Regions from separate parts of the Homo sapiens genome. Here region 1 is linked to region 2. Evidence: read pairs that join two places in POLR2A ChIA-PET (ENCODE). Cell type or tissue: PC-9. All regions are shown on one strand.

What was found. ChIA-PET counts read pairs that join two places held together with the same protein. Peaks named below come from ENCODE experiments on the same cell type or tissue, not always from the same donor. Only the 100,000 strongest peaks of a DNase experiment are listed, where the experiment ranks them.
Region 1: POLR2A ChIA-PET joins it to region 2 with 23 read pairs; 3 of 35 experiments call an interaction of 5 or more read pairs at or near these places.

The regions. Positions count from the first base shown.
Region 1 is chr3:187,986,786-187,994,785 of GRCh38, reverse strand. It overlaps LOC107986166 (a long non-coding RNA gene), which reads left to right. Exons shown (of 5, transcript XR_001741061.2): 5 at 1-513. Among named protein-coding and RNA genes, the nearest start is that of LINC01991, 14 kb to the right of the region's middle. RefSeq lists enhancers at 4,457-4,990, 7,951-8,000. In PC-9, no CTCF peak of the experiment used is centred here; no DNase peak of the experiment used is centred here; H3K27ac peaks cover 1,209 bases.
Region 2 is chr3:187,779,583-187,787,582 of GRCh38, reverse strand. No RefSeq gene overlaps it. Among named protein-coding and RNA genes, the nearest start is that of BCL6, 38 kb to the right of the region's middle. In PC-9, no CTCF peak of the experiment used is centred here; a DNase peak (open chromatin) is centred at 4,352; H3K27ac peaks cover 1,286 bases.

The DNA of each region.
Region 1 (8,000 bases), 210 kb before region 2:
TTGAATGTTGGTTTGCCACTTACTGTTGCCTTAGCCCCGATTTTTCCTTTAACAAAGTGTCAAAAAGAACTTTAGATGGAGAAAATGAATTGAGTGAGGGAAAAAGTCCATGAGTCCCAGAACAACCTCCAGTTTGGTAATGATTTATCCTATTCTATTGTTAATTTTGCAATTAAGCAAGAGTACTTTACATGCCTGAATGACCCATGGATTGTATCTTAATCAAATTAATGTGTCTGCAACATAAGACTGATTCAGTCTTCAACTATTAGAATGACAAATGATGCAAAAACCTCAATTTTTTTTCTCTCCTTTCTCTCTCTTCTCCCCACAAAACCCTCTATCATGAAAGGTCAACTGACTGAAAGTCTGTTGCTTTGATGGCTAACATGAGATCCTATTGGTTAAAAAGTAAGAAGGCTGGCTACCGCCCCTCACTCCACTTCAAACCAACTGTATGTGTATGTGTGACTGACTATGTTTGTAAGTTTGGATTAAAAAAATTGTGGTTAATTCTTCTTGTTGTGTACTTCCTGCCACTGACATTTGTTGCTGTTGCTGTGTAGTGAGGTTGAGGCTGGGTGGGAGAATCAGATACAAATGACCTATATATTTATTCCCCAATTTTGACTACCCCTCTCAACCACTATTCTTGGAAAACCTGGAAAGTAGAAAACGATGGCCAGGAATGCCAGCTAGAAATTGCATTGCCCTGAACCAACCCCCATGACTTTGGGTCATCTTAGTTGATAAGACATTTGAAAAAATATGACTCTGCTTAATAAAATGGCATACTGTTTTTTTAGATTATAAATCACAAGTAATGATTTTTTTTAGAAACAGGCCTTTGTGGTTTGAGTTATGGTAACTGGGATTTAAACCTCCCTAGACTCTATTCAATCATCTTTTACAGTAACTTCAGTAAATAGTCTCTCACCCTTGTCCAATCCATTTCCACAATTAGTGGGATACATTTTTTAAAATGTTAATTAGATCACAACTCTTCCCTGTTTAAAACTCTTTGATGGGCCGGGCTCAGTGGCTCATGTGTATAATCCCAGCACTTTGGGAGGCCGAGGTGGGTGGATCACAAGATCAAGAGATCGAGACCATCCTGGCCAACATGGTGAAACCCCGTCTCTACTAAAAATACAAAAAAATAAAAAATAAATAAAAAATTAGCCAGGTGTGGTGGCTGGCGCCTGTAGTCCCAGCTACTTGGGAGGCTGAGGCAGAAGAATCACTTGAACCTGGGAGGCGGAGGTTGCAGTGAGCCGAGATAGCACCACTGCACTCCAGCCTGGTGACAAGAGCGAAACTCCTTCTCAAAAAAACAAAACAAACAAACAAACAAACAAAAACTCTTCCATGGCTTCTCACTGTACTTAGAATCAAGTTCAAAGTTCTTGCCATGGCTTAGAAGGTCACATAGTCTGCCCTTGCCTTTCCCCTTGACCCCCTCTTTTGTCCTTCCTCTTCTATACTGGCCACCCACTTTCCAGTCTTGGGGCCTTCAGGCTGGTCTTGATGCCTGCTTGCCTCTCGCTTTTTTTTTCTGGCTCACAGCATAAGGATCACTCCTTCAGAAAGGACGGATCGGACCCACCATGTAGGTTATGCCATCCCTTCTGTTATGTTTCTTTACACTATCGTATACTTTTTCTCTCATCACAAATCATAATTTGTGATTTTAGATATATTTCTGTGCTTATTTTTTATTTTATGACTGTTCGCTCAGTAGCCAATAAGCTTTATGCCTGCTTTGTTTGCCTTGGTATCCAGTTCTGGGTATATAGGAGGAGCTTAATGAATATTTATTGAAAGAAAGAATGGGCAACCCATTGACTTTCATAATACTTAAAATTCCTCAGCCATAATATGGAAATAGTCTTGTCATCATTATTCTACAGCTAGCTATGGAATTCATTCTGGTATTTGTTTCACACTGAACTTTGAGATGTTAGGATATCAATTGACTATGGAAGAAACATGAGACAGATAGTTTTTTGTTTTTTCTTTCTCCACTCCATTCAAAGTTCAGTAGCTCATGCAGTAGGGAGTAGAGACAACCCCTGTTCTTTAACCCATGAAGAACATGAAGGGTAACCACACCATTGTGACATCTCCCTTTCTGTAACCCTGTTAGTTACTGTCTCTGCCATTAACAAGCCAGGTAAATTATGAAGGAACACTTAACACTTTTAAGTCAACAGTTGAAGCCTTATTCCTCACCATCTACCTTTTCTTTAGAAATTTCTTATTGTCTAAATAACCTTGGAGAGATTTAAAAAGATGCTCAAAAGTTGTTAGAGAAGATACTAAGTGCGGAATTCCACTGTTCTCCCAATCCTTTATCAGAAAACTCAAGGCCCAGTCCCTCTGCTTCCTGGGTGGCCTTCTCTTTGCTTATTCCCTCCAAGCCTTGAGATATCAGAGCCCAGAATTTCTCCAGATATGTTCTCTTAGAACCCTAGCTCTGATTTCTTTCTAGCTCAAGAATTTTTTCCAGGGTGGACACAGAAACCTGCAGGGAGGTAAGAATAAAAAGAGTCAAAGGAGCAAAAGAAGCTACAAGTCTTTAGGAAGCCAGTGAGTATCTCTGAACTTTGATTTATCTGTAAAATCAAAGTTTAGTATATTGACCATATCAGGGCATTTAAAACTAAACTGAATTACAAATGTCATAGTATTTTTTACAGGGTGACACTCAATGTTCAATAAACATCAACTGGTTATTTCTATCACTTTCAATTCTTCCTGCTCTTCTTTGGCCACTCCAGAACGCATGTGATTCAGCTCAAGATGGGAGAAGAGTATCACTTATAGTTGAACCACCTGGTTGTTAAAGAAATGGATTGAGTTCAGGTCCTCAATTGGTTAGAAGCATTGATCTCACACCAGATTTTCGATCTCAGCTCTGTATGTATGCTAGATTTTAAAATTCCAGTATGTGGAGAGGTTTTAATAATAAGCAAATTCAACCTCCCCCGCTCATTCATAACTAGAAATCTAGTAGACAAAGAGTCTTTGGTTGGAACCATCCCACTGTCTTGTTTGGCATACATGTTCCATCTCTACTTCCCAAGGAAAGAAAACCCTGGAAAGAATGTGAGATTAACAGAAGAGAAACAAAGATGTCACCCAACTACTGGCAAATCCCATCATCAAAATAAAACTTTAAGCTTGCTATGTTGGGTCTAAAAAAATGGTTGGGTTCTCATTCAGGAAGTTTTTTTTTTCTTTTTTTTTCCCCCTCAAAACAGAGGGTCCCTGACCCTCAAGAAGCTAAGTGGATGAAAGATATAGAAAGATACGCATAGAAGATCAAGGATCCGCCTTGGACACTATGATGTTTGCCTGGGAAACATAGCTAGGCTGGTAACACCTTAGATACAGAGTTGGAAGAGTATTTCAGGTAGAGAAGCCAGCATGTGCAAAGGCCTCAGGTGAAAGAGCATGAAGCTGGGTAGAGGACTGAAGGAATTTAGGTTGGGATGGATTAGAGGATGGTAGACGGGGATTAGTCAGAGAGGGTGGCAGGAGCCAGCACATGAACATCTGGGAAGCTACATAAAAGGATTAGGCTCCACCTTGGAACTAAAAAGTGTTTTGATCAAGAAGCGATCACAATCAGCAATGCTGAGTGCTGGGTGTGACATGTCTAGATGAAAGAGAGGAAGGTGACCTGGACTCAGGCTGTGGCGATGGAGAAGGAGAAAGGAAAAGAGATCAGGAGAGTTTTAGATGGAACATTAATGGGACTTGGCAATGGGTTGGATAGGGCATGCTTGAGGAGGAGGAAGCTGTTGAGGATGATAACTCAAGAGTTTTGTGGGGGTACTGAGTACCATTCAGGGAGAAGGGAACACCGGGCAAGAAGCAGGTGTTGGCAGACAGGTGGTGTGTTTAGTGTGTGAGCCAGGTTGGGAGGTCTAGTTAGTAGACTAGTAGTAGTAGTAATAGTTAGTATTCTAGTAATAGTAGTAGTAGTTATAGTAGTAGTAGTAGTTAGTAGTTTAGTAGTAGAGAGATAAGGTGGAGATAAAGATTTGGGTGTTATCAGCATACAGATAATAGTTTTTCAAATTATTCTTCAGGTACAACCTATACCAGACCCACCTGCAGTACTCAATAAACATGGATATTACTTGGGGAGGATGGGATAATGGCTAAAGAGTTGTTAAAAGTTTTACCTGTGAAATGAGCATAGGAAATATAAATTTGAACATTCTCTCAAAGTAATGGCCACCTAAGTAATGGTGTCTGAATATTCCTGACGTAGAGTGATGGCAAAACACTGCTGGAGAAGTAGGAAGTTCTCCTTTTATTTCATCTTTTCTCCCCCTTTTTTTTTCTTGTTATCCATTCCACACCCTTTGCCTCCAGCATACACTAATTCTGTTTGTTTTGTTTCTTGGGAGGAATGGTAAAAATGAGGCCCAGCCCCGTTCTTTTTTCTTTCATGTTTTCTTCTTCTTTTTTTAGTCTAATTCGGGACAAAAAAAGCTTTCATCGAAAGAGCAGATGTCATATGCTTTGGTCTTTTGTGGTGGTTTTATTTTATTTTATTAAAAAAAAATCCTCCTGCAGATGAGGCTCATTTAAACATAATGAGGAGGCAACAAAGGCGTCGCACAGAGGAGCTTCAGATTCGGTTTGACTCAGGGGAGGGAGAACAAACAAGGAGATGTCCTGTCCATTTGGCTTTCCTCTATAGGGCCCAGAGCAGCTGCATTTCAGATGCAAATGGGAGATGCAGGAGGTGGGGAGGGGGAGGGTGTGGAAATGCCCAGGAAGCTGGTGTGCAGGTGTTAAGGATTCCAGGCATCGCTGCAACAACAGGCTCTGAAAACACAGAGCTCCCAGACAGAGCGGGCTTGAGAGTGCTTGCTTGGAGGGCTCAAGTGGACCCGCAGCTGCACTGGACATTCCTTTTTGTGGTCATCAATGGGCCCTGTATTGAAAATATGAAAGTGAGCAACTGGCACGTTCAGAGAAAGGAAACGCTTTGGAAATTGAGCAAACGCTAGGCTGAAGGGGCCACCCCTTGGCTGCCCTGATTACTTAAACCCACGTGCATGCATAAAACAGATACTGGATATAGGATACTGTGACTCCTGGGGCTGGAAGGAATCCATGGAATCATCAAACTCTTCTCTCCCATTCTATGGTGAGAAAACATGCTCCAAGGGGCGGAGCGATTTGTCCCAGGTCACACAGAGGGTTAGTGAGACAGAGAACACAAAATGGGCAACAGTGACACTTATTGAGCCCTCTCTGTCCTAGTGACTATTCAATATTATAATTTTTCAAAGTGATTTACCCAGCAGACTTATGAGCTAAGTTTTTTATTTCCATTTTTTAGTATGGGGAAATTGAGGCTTTAGTAAATTTAAAACTTGTTCCCTGAAATACTGTTAGATAGAAGGAATAAGTTCTAGTATTCAATAGTACAGTAGGATAATTACAGTTAGCAATATTTTTTGTATATTTCAAAATAGCTAGGAAAGAAGAGTTATAATGTTCCTAACACAAAGAAAAGATAAATGATGTCGGTGATGACTATTCCAGTTACCCTAACTTGGTCATTACACATTGTACGCATGTATCAAAATATCACAGGTATGCTCAAAATATGTACAACTATTACATATCAGTTTTTGAAACCTTATAAAAATAAAATAATAAAATAATAAAAACATAAATAAAATAAAAATAACAAAAAATAATACAATTTGTCCCAAGTCAAAAAGCTAATAAGTAATAATCAGGATGTGAATCTAGGTGTGTATGTTTTATTCCAAAATTCATGCTTTTTTTTCATTACACTTCATTCCTGACTCATAGGTAGTGTTTTCTTCTCAAACACAAACACACACACACACACACACACGAAAATATTATTGCATATATGTCCATAGTTTCATATTGTACATATGAAAATATTATTTCTCTTTCCATTTGTGTAAAATGTACTAAAATGTATATATATTAAAACCATGAAATATGAAACATTTTCCTTCAGACACAAACATACTACAGCACTGTCTAATACAGCTTTGAAATAGTTACTTATGGTTGGTGATAATCCCTTTCATGTAATATGTATTCAATAACTATTCGATTTTGAATTGTTCCTTTTTATTGGAAAAGGAGCATTTCATTAGAGCCAGAAACTACTGTCCACCAACATTATTATTTCTGTGACTTCCACACATTTGCATTGTGCCTGTGTTTATGAGGTGCATTTGCATGCATTAATTCAATACTTATTGAATTAATTAAGTAATTAGTTGGCAGTACCTATGTAAGAAAAGAGTAAGCAGGGCCACTAGTCCCATCTTATAGATGAGAAAACTGAGGCTCATGGAAACTAATCAATTTTCCCACACAAGGCTGATGGTGAACTCAGGTTGTCTCATGCCAGCATATTGGCAGAAGCTGTTCAGTGAGGACCATGCTGACGATAGAGATCAGAGGGAGAGAGCCATGAGAACACAAGTGCACTTATTTCCCTGCTGAAGGATGCTGTGGTCCAATGTGTAGAACTCCAGATTTGCAGACAGACAACCTGACACCCTGTGGGTGTGTGAGTGTGTGGGTGATGCTGGGAGGTGCGGGGATCACGGAGATTGTGATCTTGGTGAGGTGAGGCTCTGTGGGTGGCTTTCTTTGCACAAATGTGTCACCCTGTGTGCCTGCCTGAGGACTATGACAATGCTCATACGAATGCCTGCAAATGATCACCCATATGGGTGAATGATACCCATGACTGTGCTGGTGATATGGCCAGAGTCCTGGGTTTTTTTGGGTCCTTATGTAGTGCACTGGCTTTCAGTAGTTTTGTGATGTCAACCTGAGCTTCTGAGATCAGCCTTTCTGCAGTGTCAGTGGATCCAGAGTTCCACTCTCTCCTTGGGAAAAAATAACCCAGCAATATCTCCTACTACTTAGAGGGCCAGGAGTGTGACATGTGTATTTGAAGAATGATACAGTATAAAATCTGAGGCTGCTAGGTTTTAAGGCACCTAGATCAGATACATATTTTATAGATGAAAACACTGGAGACCAGAGAAAAAATTGCTTGATTTATTACTTTGTGCCTGTTTTTGATATTTCATGTATTCCACAAACATTTGTTGAGTAGGTATTCTGTGGAAGGACCTGCCTTCAAGGATCTGTCAGTCTAGTGGAGAGAAGCATGCATAAACAAGTCACAATGCCAATCGGTGAGCCAAGTGGACATCTGAGAGGCCCACACAGCAGAGACAGCATTTGAACCCAATCTGGAAAGATATGCAGTCTTGCCCAAGGTGGAGAAGTGTGTCGCTGTGAGAAGGAGTGGCATGTTCAGAGACCCAGGGGTGGGAAGTGTGAGATCTGATAAAAGGACTCTTGAAAGCTGGCTGAAATGTAGGGTGTGTCTCTGTATGTATGAGTTTATGGGGTGGGGTCAGCAAGCAAAGCCAGAAGATGAGGAGGTGCTGGATCATGAAAGGCTTTATACACCAGATGAAGGAGTCTAGACTGTTCCGTAGAAACTGGGAAAACCTTGAAGGATGTTAAGCAGAGGGATAGCAGAATTATAAATTAGTTTTGAACATATCATTCTGTGCACAGTCTAGAAAATGGACTGGGGTGACCCTGCAGGCAGGAAGACTGGTCTAACCTTGCTGCATGTGCAATATTTGGGGATTTCAAAGTGGTGGTGTGGGTGGAAAAGATTGTCTGGAGTCGAGGAGAGAGGCCCAGGTGGCTGTCAGGATTAGAATCCATGCACGCTGATCTCAGTCATACGGGATACTTCTTAAAAAAACACTCCATCAAAAGTGGCATTCAAGTGTGCTCTAGTGCCTGGTCTGAAAGCCTCCAGAGGAGAGAGAATGCTCAGCATTTGTTCTGGAAGACATCCCTGGGTAGGCAGGGAGTTCCCCACGAGATGAGGTGGAGGGAGTCATGGAGAAGCACTCAGGCCCCTGTTCACTTGCACCGTTTCAGAG
Region 2 (8,000 bases):
TTCTCTCTTTCCAATTAGTTTTTCTTAAGGGAAGAAATGATGTCTTATGTGTCTTTTTTATTGCTTCACTGTGCCCAGGACTTCTCAATGCTGTCCTGGGCACTGAGAAGCAATAAAAAGAAATATTTATTGGTTAGTAAATATTTATTGATCTGAATGGGAATTGCAGAATTTGAAACTATCAAGGAGGGTGTTGGAATTGTAGGATGACGAAGGGACTAGAAAAGGACCTGAGGTCGTGAAAAAAAGATCTGGCATGGGAATGAGCCTTTGAGATTCCCCATCAGATCCTGGCAGTAGGGCCCTCATCTCCTGTTTCCTTCATTTCACAGGTTAGAAAGTGGAGACTGAAGGAAAATGGCCTTGATGGAGGTGACAAGGCCACTGAGCTTTAGGGCTGGGTCTAGCTTGCTAGTGCCTTTTCAAGGCAGCTGATCCTTGTTTTCATGCTTTTTATTTCAGAGTTGTGCTATCATAGACAAAAGAAAGAATCCTTTGCATTTTTGACATTTGAATATATACTGTATTCCTGCCTCAGTAAATAAATGCATGAGAAAATATAAAGTAATAGGAATAAAGTCACGTTTGGAAATTCCAAGATTTGAAAATGTAAATCTTTTTTGTGAAGGAAATAAAACATTACAATTTGGGGGTCCTCCTGACCCATCAGAACATCAAGAAATTATTTGCTTAGCTTCTCCATTTCTGGGAAGTGAGGGCATAAAACTGTCAGGCAGAGTCCCAAAGAAAGAGCAGACAGAGGCAGGGCGCGGTGGCTCACACCTGTAATCCCAGCACTCTGGGAGGCCGAGGCAGGCGGATCATGAGGTCAGGAGACTGAGACCATCCTGGCCAACATGGTGAAACCCCATCTCTACTAAAAATAATAATTCAAAAAAATAGCTGGGCATAGTGGCATGTGCCTTTAGTCCCAGCTACTCTGGAGGCTGAGGCAGGAGAATTGCTTGAACCCAGGAGGAGGAGGCTGTGGTGAGCCGAGATTGCACCACTGCACTCCAGCCTGGGTGACAGAGGGAGACTCCATCTCAAAAAAAAAAAAAATGGAAGAGAAAAGAAAGAGCAGACGGAGCAAAAGAGCTTCCATTCCCATGGGGTTGTGTGAGGCAAAGCGTGAGACAGAGAGAGGAGTGCAGGGAAACAGGGTGGTGAGGCCAGACTAGGGTGCATGAGGAGTCTTTGTTAGGTGCTAAACAAATGGAGAAGATTGTGATTCTTAACGCCAGCAGCTCTAAATGATATACTTGAAACCCTCTAATACAACAAATGGAGAAGACTGTGATTCTTAACGCCAGCAGCTCTAAATGATATACTTGAAACCCTCTAATACAACAAATGGAGAAGATTGTGATTCTTAACGCCAGCAGCTCTAAATGATATACTTGAAACCCTCTAATACATCAGAAACAAAGCACATGTTGAGTATTTCTTATCCAAAATGCCTGGGACCAGAAGTGTTTCGGATTTCAATTTTTTTTTCTTCAGATTTTGAAATAGTTGCATATACTGGGGATGGGACCCAAGTATAAATGCAAAATTCGTTTATGTTTATACACATAGCCTAAAGGTAATTTACACAATATATTTAATAATTTTGCACATGAAACAAAGTTTTTGTTAAACACTTATGTGTTGGATTTTCCACTCATGGCATCATGTCAGTCCTCAAAAACTTTTGGATTTTGGAGCAGTTCAGATTTCAGATTTTCAGATTAGGGCTGTTCAACTTGTGTATTTATGAAGAAAACTTCTAATGGAGAAGACAAATGTGAGACTGAGAATCAGATTCTGGTCCAAACTCAATAACTTTCATGTAACTTGGACTGTTTATCTCCCTTGTGTGTCTCAGTTTCTTCACCTACAAAGTGGGATCTCTTCCAAGTTTAACAACCTCTGCTTCTTTCATAGGTTAAGATCATAATATTGATGTGGCTGAGAGAATTTCAGCTTTTCTGATTGTAATGTACTCTACTATTAACTTCTGTGAAGTCCTAAGGATTTTTTCTTTTGCTTCTCTTAACACTTAAGAATCAGCTAAATTATTTAGCTTACCTCTCACTTTATGATTCAAATCATTAAGAACTAAGAGAAGCTGGCCGGGTTCAGTGGCTCATGCCTGTAATCCCAGCACTTTAGAAGACCAAGGAGGGAGGATTGCTTGAGCCTAGGAATTCAAAACCAGCCTGGACAGCAAAGCAAGACCCTGTCTCCACAAAAAGTAGAAAAAAAAAATTAGCTGAGTATGGTGGTGCACACTGACAGAAGTGGGAGGATCCTTGAGCTAGGGAGTTCAAGACCGCAGTGAACTGTGATTGCACCTCAGCAACAGAGTGAGACCCTATCTCAAAAAAAATAAATAAATAAAAAATAAAGCAAACAAAACAAAACAAAAAACTAAGAGAAGTCATATGGAACATTATTTTCCACAGCTGGAAGGAAAAATTGCCTATATATTTATCAAAGATAATATTTATTTGCATTACTCTAGAGAGGTAGAAACAATCACATAACTAAATTGAGTTTAAACTTCCATAAACTCTCTGTCTCATGGTTCAAGCCTTTAAGTTATCCCTAAACATAACCCAATGATTTCTCTTTATTTGGCGCCAACAGTATAGACTATTATGGTCCAATCCGCAATCATTTCCAGCTTAAACCCTTGGACTGGCCTATTAATCCATCTCCCTTCTCCTCACCCCATCCCACCCTCCTCCTCTGATCACTCCTCCAAGTCTGTTCTCCACAGAACAGCCAGGGTGATCAGATCGAAACCCTCCAGTGCTCCCCACCTCCCTGACAGTCAGAGTCACAGTTCCATCTAGACCCGTGAGGCCTGACAGGCCCTTTTGCTGCCTCCAGCCCCTCACCTCCCACTCTCTGTTCCAGTCACCCTGGCCTCCTTTCTGTTCTAAAGACACCCCAAGCCTGGCCGGGCGCGGTGGCTCACACCTGTAATCCCAGCACTCTGGGAGGCCGAGGCGGGCGGATCACGAGGTCAGGAGATCGAGACCATAATGGCTAACATGGTGAAACCCCGTCTCTACTAAAAAATACAAAAAAATTAGCCGGGCGTAGTGGCGGGCCCCTGAAGTCCCAGCTACTCGGGAGGCTGAGGCAGGAGAATGGCGTGAACCCGGGAGGTGGAGCTTGTAGTGAGCGGAGATGGCGCCACTGCACTCCAGCCTGGGCGACAGAGCGAGACTCTGTCTCAAAAAAAAAAAAAAAAAAAAAAAAAAAAAAAGACACCCAAGCCTGCTCCAGCCACAAGACCTTTTCAAACCATGTTCCCTCTGTCTGGGACACTTATTCCCAGATAGCCACAGGTGTGCTCCATCCTTCAGATCCCAACTCATATATCACATATACTAAATATCACCCCCTGTGTCCCTTAGCTCTTTATCTCCTTTTCCTAAACTATTCTGCACAGCATTTAGCAGATCCTGTTCTATTTCCTATTCATGTCTTTCTTGTGTTTCCTCCCACTAGAATAAAACTTTATGAGTTCAGAGATTTCGTCCGTTTTTTGTCTCTAGTGCTTAGAAGTTTGTGTGACATATCGTAGGCATTCAATAAATATTTATTGAACGAATATTCAGAGTGAGCTGCTTTTCTCACGATGACTATTTTTGAAATGTATCTTTTGTCCACTTTAACGTTTATTTTTTAAAGACAAATACTGTATATTTTTATACATAATTATTTTATTTTGAGAGGCAACGTGTATGTTCTCTGATGGAATAACTCAAATTAGGAAACATTTATTGTTTTCTCAGATATAAAAATAATGACCTTAAAAATCAACTATCCCTTTAAGATCATAGTCAACATGGCAAATTTCTGGGCACTGCCAAAGGGTCGACAGAGCAGTCAACTGGAAAAAGTACAGTAGACTTGAGGAGTCTTATCCTGTCACACCCTCATGGGGCCATTTCTACCAAGTTATAGAGTCCAAATGACTTACGCTTTCTTTTTCTCCTGAGAAACTTAAACAATTCTACAGACAGAGGTGCTAAGTAACTATGTCATCCAACAGTGACTACACCGATGTAAAGCATTTTCTTTAGATTGTAAGGCTGTTATATTATCCTGATTCTATGAGTGTTAACAATACCAGATGGCTTGGGCTCAGGCAGGCAGCATTTCTATTTAGCTGGCTGAGATATCAGGAGGTGCCAGAGATGTACACAGAGTAAGAACTCTGGGAACAGGGCCCAGAGCCTCGGTGGAAGATTTCAAATCCAGGCTCAACCACTCCACACTGGGTGAGCTCAAGCAAGCCACTTAATTTCCTCAGACCACAGTCTTCTCTTCTGCAAAATATGAGTCACAAACAATTCCTGCTTAACCACCTCATGGCATAAGATAACCGGTTTGAGAGTTTCTCAAAGTGTATACAACTCCATGAAATTGCTCAGTAAATGACTAAAAGCCTTTATCTGACTTCTTAGACTGATTCCTGAAAAGATGAGTGTTAATGTCTGGGTAGACAGTCCCAGCTACATCCTGCCCATCACCAAAAGAATGAAATCAGGGGAGAAAGAATTCCAGCTCTACAACATCTTACTTTAAGATATACTCTGGGACCAGACACGGTGGCTCACACCTGTAATCCCAGCACTTTGGGAGGCCGAGGCAGGTGGATCACCTGAGGTCAGGAGTTCAAGACCAGCCTGGTCAACATGGAGAAACCCCGTCTCTACTAAAAATACAAAAAATTAGCCAGGCGTGGTGGCGCATGCGTGTGATCCCAGCTACTTGGGAGGCTGAGGCAAAATAATCGCTTGAACCCAGAAGGTGGAGGTTGCAGTGAGCTGAGATCGCACCACTGTACTCCAGCCTGGGTGACAGAGTGAAACTTTATCTTAAAAAAAAAAATCTATTTCTGCAGATATGCTCATTTGTCCAAAACACATCTACTGAGCACCTACTGTGTGCAAGATTTTGAACCTCAGATTCTGCAGAGAGAAGAGGCCTGAATGTAACCCAGGTCTTATCCTCAGAGACCATGCATATGAACTCTTTTACAATACAGAAGGTGATATGTGAAAAGAAAATGAGTCAATTCATTTAGCCTATGGCAATCACTTCAGTTCTCTGGGCTTTTGTTTCCTCTTCTGCAATCATGTAATAATTATGAGGTGTTTACGAGGATTAAGATGGGATATATTATTTCGCTTAGGTGCTTTGTAAATCATGAATTGCCATCCATGTCAATTCCTTCTTCCTTTTTTCTGTCTACTTTTTCTTCCTTCACCCCCTCCTCTCTTTTCCTTCTTGCTCCTTCTCTTCCTTTTCGCTCTTTGTTTTGATAGGAGCCCTGCTGTCTATCACTGAGGCATTATCATAATTAGCTGATCTAGTCTGATCATTAAAGTGACAGCACAGCTGGAAATCTTTTGATCCAACTTGTTCCCTTATTATGGCACAGGAAGGCTGAGAGTTGCTGGTAAATCCAACTCTTGCCTGATTTAGATGACGTTTTTTCCAGTTTGTTGCTATACATAAGATATAGAATGGAATCAAGGTGAATAATAACCTTTATTTTCTTAGGGTTTGCATGTAACTAAGGGAAAATTTGTTTAGACACAAAATTAAAGTATTTAATATTTCAAATCAGTTAGCATTTATGAGCCAAAATAGGCACACCCACAACTTCTGGGTTCAGCGCTTTTATGTCCCTAGCCAAACCTTTGTTTCTGGGAACCTGTGATAGAAAATAAAGCCTGAAAGAAACTTTAGAGGTCAGATTCTCTGATGCCCCCACCTTTTCTTTGGACAATAAACTGAGGCTCAGAAAGCAGAGGAATCTGCTGTCACATGATTAAATTAGCAACACTATATCTAGAACTCATATCTCCTGATTCCCATTCTATTCTTCTCCCATACTCTGCTGTCTACTTTCCAGGTCCAATGGGCTGGGAAGCCACAGACTCCGATTCCTTCCATAAGCTCTCCTTCTTTCTGTTTACCTTGGTTTTCCTCCTTTCAAACATCCCTCTCTCCCAAACACATACCTTCTTTCTGCATTGTACCTTCTGACAGTCAAGACTCTTTAGCCCCAGGGCCATCAAAGCCACAGTCGGACTTGTAAATAGCCCAACATACACAAGTGCCCAGTGCGCTACATGTCTGTCCCCATAGTAAGCACTGTCTTATTTAAACTTCACAATAATCAGTAAGGTGTCATTGTTCTATCGTATAGACTAGTCAGCTAAAACTCAGAGAACTGTGTGTGACTTGCCTCAGGTCATAACACCTGGACAGCAGTAGGGCTAGGATTTAAATCAGACCTATCTAGTGCCAGAGCTGGTGATTGCCTTATTCCCTCTTCAGCATAGCCTTGACCTTAGAAAAGAGAACTCAGTGGTTTAAGTAAACACCAAGGGGTAATTGAGTCTTAGCTCTTTTATTTGAGAGAAATAACACTGTGACCCTGGGCTCCTGAACATTTCTGCATCCCTTAACCACATATAAACAGTGAGAAGTAGGACAAGTCACTTCATTCCCTCTCAGATAGGATAAATGATAATACCTCCCTAACGTAGTTGTTGTGGAAATTAAGAATTAAAATAGATAGTGTTTGGAAATACCTCAGGTAGTCTGTAAATGACTATATAAATATTAAGTTTCCATAATTGGCTTATGTTTTTACTAATCCAAATGTTGACTATAATATTGTTTATACTATTTTATTGTAAGCCTTCTCAAATACTTTAGTTAAATAAATAATCTATGTGTACAATAAATGCCTGAATAATTAAAATATTTTATTGGATTTTTATATCTAATCTCTTACCACAAGAGAGGAAGTTAATTTACAGCTTATAATATTATCATATCATTTCTTTCATCTAGTCAAAAAAGAATCACTATTGTCATCTTAACAAACATTTACTGAGCACTTGCCAGAGACTGGATAAGTATTTTATTTCTCATGATCTCACGTTAATTCTTCATTATTATCTCCATTTTAGAGATGAGGAAACTAAAGCCCAAAGCATCTGAGAAACTTGACTAAGATCTCATAACTGTTAAGTGAAAAAGACAAGTTTTTAGTATGTGTGATGTTCCTGCTATTTTATAGCACCTCTGTAAAAATAAAACTCTCAAAAGGTCTTAAATGGCCTTCAATCAAGGTATTCGGCACAATACAACACAGGCAAAATGTGAAAGCTAATGAGTGGATGTGTGTATATGTGTGTCTGTGTGTTTGTGTGTGTGTAGGGGGCAGAAGGTTGGAGGGGAACAGGCAGGAATGCATAAGAAAATTTAAGCTAAAGAAAACCATTGTAAGGGATCACAGCCTGTAGCTCTACACTTCATATAGAGAAACACATGCACAATTATTAACTGATTCATTTAACAAAAATGATTGGTAGCTTAATATGTGCAAGGACTACTGTTCACACTTTAGACAACACAGAACACATAGTCACAGAGCCTCCTTTTTAGACCTCACAAATTTCCAGATAAATTGTTAGATAATTACCTATATACTTAAATTATTTTATGTAAATAATTTACACTCGAACAACTTGCCTGTGGGGGTATGCTTAAAAACTGGTTCGTATCCGAACTGCTCTTTTATGTAACTGCTTAAGGAAAGGAATAAGGAGAATGTCCAGCCTCAGGGGATATGAAATTAGGAGTTGGAGCAGAGGAAGATGAATTACTTAAATGGGTCGAGACACTGGGACATAGGATACTTTTACCTTCAGTAGAACTTTGAGCTCTTCACACACAAAAAAGTCTAGTGTCCTGAAATCTAAATAAAGCAAACTGGACCTCTGATTTCCCAAGGTTCACGTTAAGAGCCCAACTCATCCATGGAGGACAAAAGAAATGAGAGACTGGATTTTCATCATAGGTAACTCCAAAGTTTAGTCAATAACAATTTCTTTCAAAGGCCTTTAAGAAACCTGGGGTGTGGCCAGAGGAAAAGTACCCAGTAGGCCAACCAGGAGAGGAAGGAAATATCTATA